Linked DNA regions of Homo sapiens: region 2 is linked to region 1. A link is a contact called in ENCODE Hi-C or POLR2A ChIA-PET data. All regions are on one chromosome and are shown on one strand. The core of a region is the stretch at or near the end of the contact, and the rest is flanking DNA. Distances in the headings are between cores, read along the strand shown. Region 1 holds the start of SLC16A3 (solute carrier family 16 member 3). Region 2 holds the start of TBCD (tubulin folding cofactor D).

Region 1 (5,527 bases), core at 994-3,493:
GGCCGGAGGGACGGCTGGAGGGCGCCTGCGGGTTCCGGCTTCCCGGCTCTGCGGGCGGGGGTCGGCGCGGGTGGTCGAGGCTGGGCGGGGCCCACCCGGGGGAGGGGGAGGGAAGGATGCTCCGCCCGGCCCCGCCCCGCCAGCCGCGGGACGTGGGGGACGTGACCGCGCCATGGGAGGAGCCCCCGTATTGCCCGCAGTAGGCGCCCTACTGGACGCTACCGTAATTGCCGGCGCGCGGGTCCACCGGGGTCAGCGGAGCCCGGGAGCCGCGCCAGGCGTCGGGGCCTCGAAGCCACAGGGCGGGGCCGACTCCACTTGCTGCAGAGGTGGGACCAGTGGGCGCGGCTCGGGACTCGGGGGCGTCGACTCGTGAACTGCGGGTCTCGGAGCAGGAGCCCGGCGGTTCGGTTCCGTTGCGTGCGGCTGCCCGGCGTGGCCCATTTCACAGATGGGCCTGACTCGGGCAGGTGACGCTAGGAGGACGCCCTGAGCTCTGTCTGCTCCCGCCCCGCCCCTGCCCCAGGGCCCGGGCACCTCCAATGGCTCTGCGCCACTGCCCGGAAGGCCCCCGCTGGGGCCCAGAGTGTGGCCCACATTTGGCACCTCACTGGAGGGAGCGGCACAGGCCCTTCTGTCCCACGTGGCCAGGTCACCCCAGGACCCACCGCTGAGCCAGCCGAGCCTGGCATAAGGGTCACTGCAGGCCAGTAGGGGGGACCCGTCCGGCCTGACGGCTGGGCTGGGATCCATAGAGCCCTCTGGTAGCTGCCCCTCCAAAGTAAAGTGCCCCGCTCCAGTCAGTGGGGTCTGGCCTGATCGTGCAGGCCACATGGCTTTCTGGGTGGCCTGGATGGCGGGCCCTGCCCAAGGTCACATGGGGTCGTTACCAAGCCTGCCTTGAGACCAGGCCTCCAGGTGCCCACCCCAGACTCTGTCCACACCATGGGGCCCTGGGGGACAGACGCTGCACGTGCCACGGCAGAGCCCCCATGCACTCAAAGCCTCTCTGGGGGCAGACACCCCCCCACGGCCTCCTAGCACCTCCTCAGTTCCTTCCCTCCATGAGGGAGTCGAGCCCAGCCGCCTCCACACCACGCTGGCGGAATAGACCCTCCTTCAGCAGGGTCAGGCCAGCACCCACCTGACTTCCAGGCCTGTGCAGTGAAGCTGGGACCTTGGACTCCCCGGCCCCAACAGACACAAGACCTCCCACCCTTGTGCTCAGCATGGACAAGCCCCTGGGCCTTGGGGTGGGCCAACTGCCATTTCCCGCCCAGCAGGCCTGACTCTGGCCATCACCAGGAGAGGGACCCTTTCAGCCCATGCCTCTGGGACAGAGAGGAGGACAGCCGCCCCTCGGCTCCCCCCATCGTCCCTCACCGACTCCAGCCACCCCTGGAGGCCCCGGCCAGAGCTAAGGGCTTCCCTTCCACTCTGCGGCTCCTGTCTCTTGACTGGCCCAACACCCAGGGAGGCTCCTGACCAACCCACTTTTCGTATAGGGAAACTGAGGCGTGGGTTAGGAAGTGGGAGGCTACCAAAGGCTGCGCCTGGTTTTCCCACGAGCTGGGGGCCAGGGGTGGAGGTAGGGCGAACCCAGGGAGCCCAGCCTGGCTCTGGAGAGGGTCCCCCACTTCCCTGCACGGTCTCGGGCTGTTAGTCATTGCCCAAGGGCGGGTGTGGGTCGGGGAGTGTTCAGGGTGTTGCGAACAGGGGAAAGCGCCACGGCCCGAGCGCAAGTGCTCCCCACTCCCTCGGGGAGGCCACCCATACAGGGAGGGCTGCAGCAGCCCCACCAAATATAGCCCGCGCCCCCCGCCACCGCGGACCGAGCTATTTATACCCGGACCGGGCTTGGCCGCCGGCGCAGCCATCTCCTGGCCCGAGCCCAGCCCCTGAGGGCAGCCCGACGGGTGGGCGCCGGGCCGGACCGGGGGAGACGAGACTGGGCAGCCAGGTATGCGAGGGCGCGGAGGGGCGCGGCTGGCTCTCGGGAGCCCTCGGTGGGGCCCGCTCGGGGTCGAGAAGGCTAGTCCATGCCCCGGGCGCCCCCGGACCTGATGGACAAAGTGGGCGGGGTGGGGGTGAGAGCGCGGACCCCGAGGTCGCCCCCTTGCCCGGCACGGGGGAGCTCCTGGGCCCCGGCCCGCGCGCGAGCATCGCGGCCGCGCCTACCTGCCGCCGCTGGGCCGCCTCAGCCCGCCTCTCGCCGCCTCTCGCCGCCTCTGCCCGCCTCTGCCGGTCCGCTCCGCGCCGGGGGCGACTTTAAGTGCTCGGGTCGCTGGCGCGGCACGTCCCCCGCGCACGTCACCGCCTGGCGCCGCCCCTGCGCGCCCCGCCCGGACCCCGCGCCGCCTCCGGACGGGCTCCCGGGCCGCAGCTCCCCGACGGCGCGTCCCGCAACCCCGCCGGGCCCAGGGACCCCCCCAACCGGAACCGGCCCCGTCGGCGCCCCCGGCCCGGAGCTGGCCCGCCCCCTCTGCTCCTCGGGACTGGGTCTTCCCGGCCTCGCCTCCCCCGGAGTCCAGGCTCGCTTCGCCCCTCCGCCCCGCCGTCCCTCCGTTTCCCCGCCTCGGAGCGCAGCGCGGCAGGTCCCAACGTCCTCCAGGGCAGCGACCCCTCGCCCCCCAACGCCGGGGCCCCTTTGGTGGGGAGGTGCGCGCGGGTCCCGTGGGGTTCCGGCCGCCTGGCTCAGCTCCGGGGCCCACATCCTCCCTCTCTGAGGCCACGTCCGACCTGTCCCCCTTCAGACCTCCGCTTCCTCTCCGGTCCCGGTGCGGACGGCGGCTCTTCCTGGCTAGGGGAGCGGCCCGCGGCCTGCGCTGCCTGGATGTGGGGCACGGCCTCGCCCTCCCTGAACTTCCGTTTCCCCAGGTGGCTCCGCGCCCTGCGGGGCCCTACAAAGCCACCGACTCCAGCCCTGCGCCCCTGCCCCGCCCCTCTCGCGGCCCAGAACCCGACGCGGAGGCCGGGGCGGCTCCCACCTTCGGGGAGGCGAGGGCTGCCCACCCGCTGGACCTCGTGAGGTGCTTCTCCCAGCCTGTTTTCTCTCATTTGCAACATGGAAATAACGGGCCGCTTTGGGTGCTGAGGTTTGAGGTGGCTCCAGGGAGTAAGGCCTTTGTTGGCCTGGACCAAGGAGTCTAGTTGTCAGGGCCACCCTGCCAGGGCCACAGGAATGCTTTAACTGGCCCCTCCCGGACCCGGGGGCTTCGGGGACCGAGGCACTGGTAAGCCCGTGCCTTCACACACAAAGGAGGCAGGGGGTATCAATGGAGGACCCCTCCAGAGGGCAAGGGGAGGCCACCCCTGACAGTGAGGCCGTGTGGGCCTTGGCTCTCCATCTGCAGCCCAGCCTTGCGGGACATCAGGTCCAGTAAGGCCGCCTGTTCTTTCTATGTAATGTTACAAGCCCACCCTCCCGCTGGCATTCACAGAGGCTGGGTCTGGCCCTCACCCCTACCTGGGGCCCAACCACCCCCATCCCCAAACATCAAGATGAGGGCACGTGCCTGTGAGCAGAACACAGGCCTGTGGCAAGTGGTGAGGGGGCCTCCAACTTCACAGATGAAGACTCTACTTAGTTGGCCCGTGCTGCTCCCGCCCAGGGCAGGTGGTGCTCCCGCCCAGGGCAGGTGGTGCTCCCGCCCAGGGCAGGTGGTGCTCCCGCCCAGGGCAGGTGGTGCTCCCGCCCAGGGCAGGTGGTGCTCCCATCTTCCTGCACCAGGCGATTCATCAGTTTCTGAGGAGGGAGAGCAGCAGAGGGGTGCGAGGCACCGTGGACAGCTGCGGGAATGGGTCCCCTATGGGGTATTGCCTGCCGGGGAGGCGAGGGTACCGTGCTCCCCATCCCAGATTGTTGAGTCACCAGGCCTGCCAGCTGGGCTTGGGGCCCCCACTGAAGCCACCGAGACACCTTCCACATCTGCCTACAGCTTGGCCCTGATCCCTGAACCCTGAACCCCCACCGTAGAGCAGCAACAGGGGGAGGGAGACAGAGCCAGAGAGCCTGGGACCTCACTGCCCCCTCCTGCCTCCTGAAGGACAAAGGGGCGCCCCTGCCAGGGCCAGGTTTTCTCCCAGCTGGGAAGACGCCCAGTCATCCCTCCAGGGGTCCCAGGGAGCACCTGTGGTTTGGTTCTGACCCCCAGGCCTGGCCCCCTCTTAGGCATGGCTTCCCCTGGGTGTGGGCCCCAGGACTGTCCACCCAGAGCTGGGGTGGAGCCTCCCTGCCCTCAGAGGGGAGGGGAGCAGGCAGGCCAGTCAGCACTGGCTCCCAGCAGAGAGGTCAAGTCTGTGGGCTTTGACTGGGGGGACTGGAAGACCACAGAGTGGTCACAGTGATGTGATGGCTGCTGGGGGCTGGGGCTGGGGGCCTGCCAGGTTGTTACCCAGAGGAAACAGGCAGCGCAGCTATCAAGCAGGCCACTTGGGACAGCTCACCCGGAGCCTGGACAGAACAGGACGCTGTGGGGTGGGGCCAGAGCCTCCGAGACCCTGGGCCCCTCTCCGAGGATTCTGGCACTCCGGTAGCATGAGGTACCCCTGACCTCCAAGTGCTCAGCTTTTAGAAAGGCCCAGCAGTTGGTGGCGGGGGGCATTCCAGGCCTGGCACCAGGGCCCAGGTGGCCAGGCTCCATCTGACACAGGGCTCCAGGGGCACCTGGGCACGGAATACCACTTTGGTTTCGGGTAAGATGCCTTCTGGGGGTCATGCCCCTCCCTCAACAACCCTGGATGTGTCAGAGACAGCGATGGTGCAGGGGAGAGGCACTTCTGGCCATGGTGCGATCCCCTGGCCCGCTGGGGGTCTGGAGCTGCGGGAAGGGGTGGGAAAGGCCACGTGTGTCCGCATCTCTGCACCCCACTCTGGGTGGTGTTGGGAGCACCCACCCCACACCTGGCTCCAACGCTTGCTCCCCCACAGTGGCCCTGGGTCAGACCCCAGGCCCAGGCCGCCCTTTTCTGCAGGAAAGGAGGTGGGGGTGTGGACAGGTGGCACCATCCCTGGCCAGTGAGCAGCTTCACAGGACGCCCCCCTCTGACCCCACAGCCCCCAGTCTTGACTTCTCCCCCAGACCCAGGTGCCTCCACCTGCCCCTGGCTGCCCCAACTTCCTTTTGTTCCCAGTTCCAGCTACAGGGCCCTCCAGGCCCTGGAATGTCCTCCTAGGGGCCTGGCCCCCAGGTCCTTCCCACCCTGCTCCCTGGCAGGCTTAAGCTCCCTGGGGTGCGCAGTCCCACCTTTTCCAAGAGCAACCTTTGTGGGAGGGGGGCGGGCAGGAAGGGGAGGCTGGGATCTGCTTCCTCCCCATGGGCTGCCCCGAGAGTCCCTACCTCTGTGTCCTGAAATGACTTAGGAAATGCGGAGAGGCTTTTCTCCAAGGGTCACCACAGCCGCTGCCCCAGGGAGGGTGGCAGAACAGGCCCCCGGACCTATCAGGGCCAGATCTCAGGTCCCAGGGAACCTTCCAGGGTCGGGGGAGCCACACAGCCCACATCCTGCGTCCTTGGGAACCCCGCAC
Region 2 (5,527 bases), core at 2,903-5,402, 520 kb before region 1:
CCAAGGTGCGGGTCCAACAGATGAGGCTGCTCCTGGTATTTGTCCATTATTACTAAAAACAAATATAACATGAAAATTAATTATCACTAGGCCAAACATACCCATGAGCCTCAGAAACCCCATTTTCCCTTGCTAGCTTCCACAGGGCAGCTCCACCTCTTCCCCAGCTCTCAAGAGCACACCTCCCCTCTCACTAAAGGAGGCCACACAGGCCACCTGGAGGGAATGCCCCACCTCCCTCTAGCCTTTTGAGGGCCACTGTGGCCCAGCCTCGTGCAGTTTACTTGCTTGGCACACTGTTCCTCTTTTCCCACTGCCTCGATACTCTTCCTAACAGAGTCTCCTCCTCGCCTCTTCCTTCCTTCACTCTCTCCTGCCTCTGCCAGCCGTTAAGGGCCAAGCTCAACTCTGTCCTTGTGAGACACACATCCCTGGCACTCCTCTCACACTCCCCTGCCAAACATGCCTGTAAACTAAAAACAAAATTCTAAGCCCCCTAGCCATCTAACAGACCCCTCCTCTTGGCCAAGGGCATTCCAAACTTAACCTGAAAAACTAGTTCAGGCCTCATGATATTAAGGGATTGTGGGGAGTGGTCCACATAGGCCTCATTATACCCTCCTCTCGTTGGAATTCAGGCACAGCTGATCAGTATTAGCATTAAAACCGATCTTAAGTAGCAATAAGACACCAAATTCCAGCCTGACTCTAGTACAGCATCACATGACAGACAGCAGGCCCTGAAAGAAATCAAAATATTTTTCCCTAAAATATATTTGACATATTTTGAAATGGTTCTGCTAAGTTGTCTCTTGCTGGGAAAAGCTACATTCTGTAGAGAATCCCTTCCTTTTCTAGGTCTTTTCCCTGATCCAAGAGAAAATTAACTAAGTCTGGTACCTTTTTAGTCTGATGAAAAGCATTTACAATCTATTCTCTCTGAAACCAGCTAACTGGAACCTTCATCTGCATAAGAAAAACCTTGGTCTCCACAATTTATCTTAACCTAGACAATCCCTTCTATGGATTCCAGGTCTTCAGATAAACTCTTTCAACCAATCACCAATCGTGAAATATTTGAATCCACCAATGCCCTGGACGCCCTCCCACCCAAGATGTCCCGCCTTCCCTGACGAGACCAATGTACATCTTACAGGTATTGATTGATGTCTCACGTCTCCCTAAAACGTGTAAAACTAAGCTGTAGCCCGACTTCCTTGGGGACATGTGACCTCCTGAGGCTGCCTCACGGGCACACCCTTAACCTTCTAAACTGATTGAGACTCGTCTCAGATACTTTTTGGTTGACATATCCAGGCACTGCTCCCTTCCACACAGCTGCCAGCTCTTCACAACCTCCCAGACCCTGAACCACCGCTTTCTCCTCCTCTCAGCAGCTGAAACTGCTTCTGTCCAATCCGGCAGCTCCCACCTCCACATCTGAACACACCCACTGCTTCCCAGCAAAACTGCCTTTGCAAAAGTGATCTGTGAGGAAATTATGGCAATGGGGCAGATCTGATCCAGGCAACCCCCTCATGCCTTTAGTCTTCAAGCTGCCAAGCTACCTCTGGGAGACATTTAATTTATAGTTTAAATGCTAAGAGCCCTTCCCCAAAACTCAACTGCCTTTGTAAAGTTAATGAGAGGCCACCAGGCTAGGAGGAGGAGAGGAGCCTGAATTCCGCTAAGGCGTAACCTAATTGCCAGCCATTATTCTTGAGATCACAAGACATGCGAGTTCCCCAGTTACTCCTGCAGACCATGTCACTATTGCAGAACCTGAGACTGGCCTTTAAAGATATCTTTTCAGATTGTTTCCATGTCTGACACCTACACTAGGATCCACGGACCCATGATAGCTCCACCTGGACCCGCCCACTGCTCCTGGGGCCCCACGCAGACGCGATTCAGCACATCACGGAGGATCATTTCCGACTCCCCTATGATTGTATACCCCTAACCAATCAGCCACCCCCACCCTTTCCCCCAGATTACCTCTAAAAAACCCTGGCCCTCAAATTCTCAGGGAGACTGATCTGAGTAATAATAAAACTCCAGCCGGGCGTGGTGGCTCACTTTGGGAGGCTGAGGCGGGTGGATCACGAGGTCAGGAGATCGAGACCATCCTGGCTAACACGATGAAACCCGTCACTACTAATAATACGAAAAATTAGGTGGGCGTGGTGGCGCGCACCTGTAGTCCCAGCTACTCGGGAGGCTGAGGCAGGAGAATCACTTGAACCTGGGAGGTGGAGGTTGTGGAGGTTGCAGTGAGCTGAGATCTCATCACTGCACTCCACCCTGGGGGACAAAGTGAGACTCCGCCTCAAAAAAAAAAAAAAAAACCTCTAGTCTAGTCTCCCTTTCAACCGGCTCTGCGTGAACTAAATCTTCTCCATGGCAACTCCCCTGCCCTGACAAATCAACTCTATCTGGGCAGCCCGCAGAAAGAACCCACTGGGGCCGAGCGCAGTGGCTCACACCTGTAATCTCAACACTTTGGGAGGCTGAGTCGGGCGACCACTTGAGGTCAGGAGTTTGAGACCAGCCTGACCAACATGGTGAAACCCCCTCTACTAAAAATACAAAATTAGCCGGGCGTGGTGGCGCGCGCCTGTAGCCCCAGCTACTCGGGAGGCTAAGACAGGAGAATAGCTTGAACCTGAGAGGTTGAGGTTGCAGTGAGCCAAGATCGCACCACTGCACTGCACTCCAGCCTGGGCAACAGAGCAAGACTTCGTATCAAAAAAAAAAAAAAAAAAAAAAGGAAGAAGCCATTGGGCTGTTACACCAGGAACAAAAAATCTGGCTTCACTGGTCCCTGGATGAGGGTCCCTCACCCTCAGAACAGTTCTGCACGAGAGGCATCGTTATCCGCCCCAGCTTACACCCGAAGAAACAGGCAATCAAGTATCAGGTCCAAGCGACAGGGCCAGAATTCACAGGCAGGAGGATCTGACGCCGAACCCGCACTCCTCCCACAAGGCCCCCCACCCTGCCTGACTCCTAAAATCAAAGCGCTGTCATTCTAAAATGAGGAAGGCCAAATAATGCAAAAGTTCTTCTTACTCAAAGGGTCTACAAAGATGATTTTACTGAATTACAAAACCCCATGTAACTACTTAGCTATGAGCTCCTAAGGACTTGTTTGGAAATAACCCATTATAGACAGCGGTAAAGGTGGGTCTGAACTCGGAGAATTTAGACTCATCGAATGGCCTCCACAGGGGTACCTACACCCCACCCCGCCTGCAGAGGCACGGACCCGGCCAGCCCGCTCTGTCCACGGCGTCCACGGAACGGACAGGCTGCTGCCCTCCCCACCCGAGGCGCGCTTTGTTTGCAGCAGGTTTGTTCCCTGCGTCCCCCTCTCTCATTCCCTATCTCCCTGTCCACACAACATTCACAGAAACCGCGCTCGGTGGAGGCAAGCCTGGGAGTCCACACTGCAGGGCTGACCAGCTGTCCGGAGGGGTCTGGCCCGAGTCTCCCCAGCCCAGGGACCTCCTCCAGTGACGGAGACGGGGGACGGAGGGCTTCTGCACCCCGCCTCCCGGGGAGGCCGCAGAGGCTTCACCCCGTGCGAGAGCAGGCGCTCCGCGGGCCACGGTCCCCCCAAGGGAGGCGCGCGTCTGCCCCGTGCACCTAACGCCGCGCCGGGGTGGCCCTCTCCCGCCTAGGAAGGCCGCGCCCCACCACGGCCCGCGGGACCGCGCACCGGCAGCCCTCGCAGAGCGGCCGGCGCCGCCGGGCTGCGGTCCCCGCCCGGTAAAGTGCACTCAGCGCGCCGAACCCGGGCCGGGGGAGGAAGCGGGCACGCGGCGCCGCCCACGCACCGCGGAACCGCTCCAGGGCCACCTCGCGCTCCGCGCCGCCGCCGTGCACCTCCCGCAGGCGGCCCAGCAGCGCCCGGGTCTCCGCGCTCTCGCCGAACGCTTCCAGCGCCGCGCCAAAGGCCAGTGTCTCGTCCTCCGCCTCCTCCTCGGGGCCGCCCGCGGCCGGTTCGTCGCTCAGGGCCATCTCGGCAGCCTGGGGACCGCGCCCCCGCCTCACGTGTTCGCAGATCCCACTCCGCTAGAGCGCGAAAGCCAGGGATGAAGGATGAGGGATGAAAAGGAGGCGCCCGCTAAGGCGGCAACCGACGCTGGCCCCGCCCCGCGACCTCCGACCCCACTCGCCGGCCTCGCTACGGAACGCGTCGGCCGCCAAAATACCGCGCGCGGGACGGCGCGTGCACTTGAGGACGCGAGCGGGCACGGGTCCCAAAGGCTCTGGAAGAGCGCGCCGTGGACCCCACAGGGCGCGAGCGGAGCCGGGACCGCTCAGCGGGGCCTGAGCACGCGGTGGGCGGGGCAGGACAGGAGGTGGGGCCTGAGACGCGGTGGGCCGGGCTGCGGGGTGAGGCCGCCGCCGGAGGACAGCGGGGCGGAGCCTGAGCAGGCGGTGTGCGGGGGGGCGGGGCTTCGGGATGGGGCCGGGGGCCGCCAGGGCGGGGCTTGAGCACGCGATAGGGGGCGGGGCTGCGCGCAACGGGGGCGGGGCCCGGGCACGCGTGGGTGGGAGGGGCAGGGCTTGCGGTGGGGCCGGAGACAGCGGGGCGGAGCCACAACACGCCGGGGGGCGGGGCGGGGGCGGGGCGGGGGCGGGTGGGACCGGGGGACCGCGGAGCGGGGCGGAGCCTCAGCATGCGTGGACGGGGAGGGGCGGGGCCTGAGCACGCAGTCGGGGGCGCGAGGCGAGCCCCGGGACCCACCCCTCAGAGCCAACCGCCCTGACACTTATTCGCGCCACGCTGGGACCCGCGCGGATCACACGGGCCCCGCGCCGAGTGGTGGCGCGCCCCAGAGCGGGAGCGGGAGCGGGGCCCGGAGGCCGCGGTGGGCGCTGCGCCGACTTTGGCCTTGGCTACCGGGTCCGCGTGCGTTTCCCCTGAATCGCCGCAAAAACGTCCGTGCACAGCTCGCCGTGCGTCTGGCCCTGAAAGCAGCCCCACGAGCGGAGGAACGAGGCGCAGGACGCCAGCCGAGACCCGCTGCGGGCTTTATTGGTCCCCAGGATCTGGGAGGGGTCGGGGGAAGGGGGACAGGGACAGGGGGGACGGGGACGGGGGACGGGGACGGGGGGACGGCGATGGGAGACGGGGATGGAGGATGGGGACGGGGGAACGGAGACGGGGACGGGGCAGGGGGGACGGGGACGGAGATGGGGGACGGGGATGGGGGGTCGGGGACAGGGGGATTGGTATGTGGACAGGGGGACAGGGGGACGGGGGACAGGGATGGAGGGACGGGGACGGGGGGACGGGGACAGGAGGATGGGGGGACGGGGGGATGGAGACGGAGGGACGGGGAGACGGGAACAGGGGGACAGGGACGGGGGCACAGGGACGGGGGACGGGGGGACAGGGACGGGGAGACGGAGACGGGGACGGGGACAGGGGAAGGGAGGGCAGGGGCCGCTACTTGAGCAGCCTTCGCATGGTGCCCAAGGAAGGGCTCCTGTACTCCCGCCCGAAGTGGTTCCA

The links. Hi-C counts contacts between places; a loop is a spot of excess contacts on that map. ChIA-PET counts read pairs that join two places held with the same protein, here RNA polymerase II (POLR2A). Pooled maps may share reads with other maps.
Region 2: a loop to region 1 is called in a pooled map, with 5 times the contacts of the local background. The contact joins the promoter of TBCD here to the promoter of SLC16A3 in region 1. A Hi-C loop is called at or near these places in 1 of 37 single-sample maps with no recorded cell type and 6 of 50 pooled maps. POLR2A ChIA-PET finds 5 or more read pairs at or near these places in 2 of 52 experiments (BJ and H1).

What each region holds. Positions count from the first base shown.
Region 1 is chr17:82,225,758-82,231,284 of GRCh38, reverse strand. It overlaps SLC16A3 (solute carrier family 16 member 3), which reads right to left and starts at 2,243. Exons shown (of 5, transcript NM_004207.4): 1 at 2,179-2,243. RefSeq lists silencers at 1,778-1,827, 1,838-1,997, 2,118-2,437, 2,598-2,737, 2,788-2,867 and 2 more.
Region 2 is chr17:82,750,690-82,756,216 of GRCh38, reverse strand. TBCD (tubulin folding cofactor D) reads right to left here and starts at 4,152. Exons shown (of 39, transcript NM_005993.5): 1 at 3,840-4,152; 2 at 2-52. The coding sequence starts at 4,023. FN3K (fructosamine 3 kinase) reads right to left here. Exons shown (of 6, transcript NM_022158.4): 6 at 5,021-5,527. The coding sequence ends at 5,462. RefSeq lists an enhancer at 950-1,244 and silencers at 3,591-3,910, 4,601-4,960.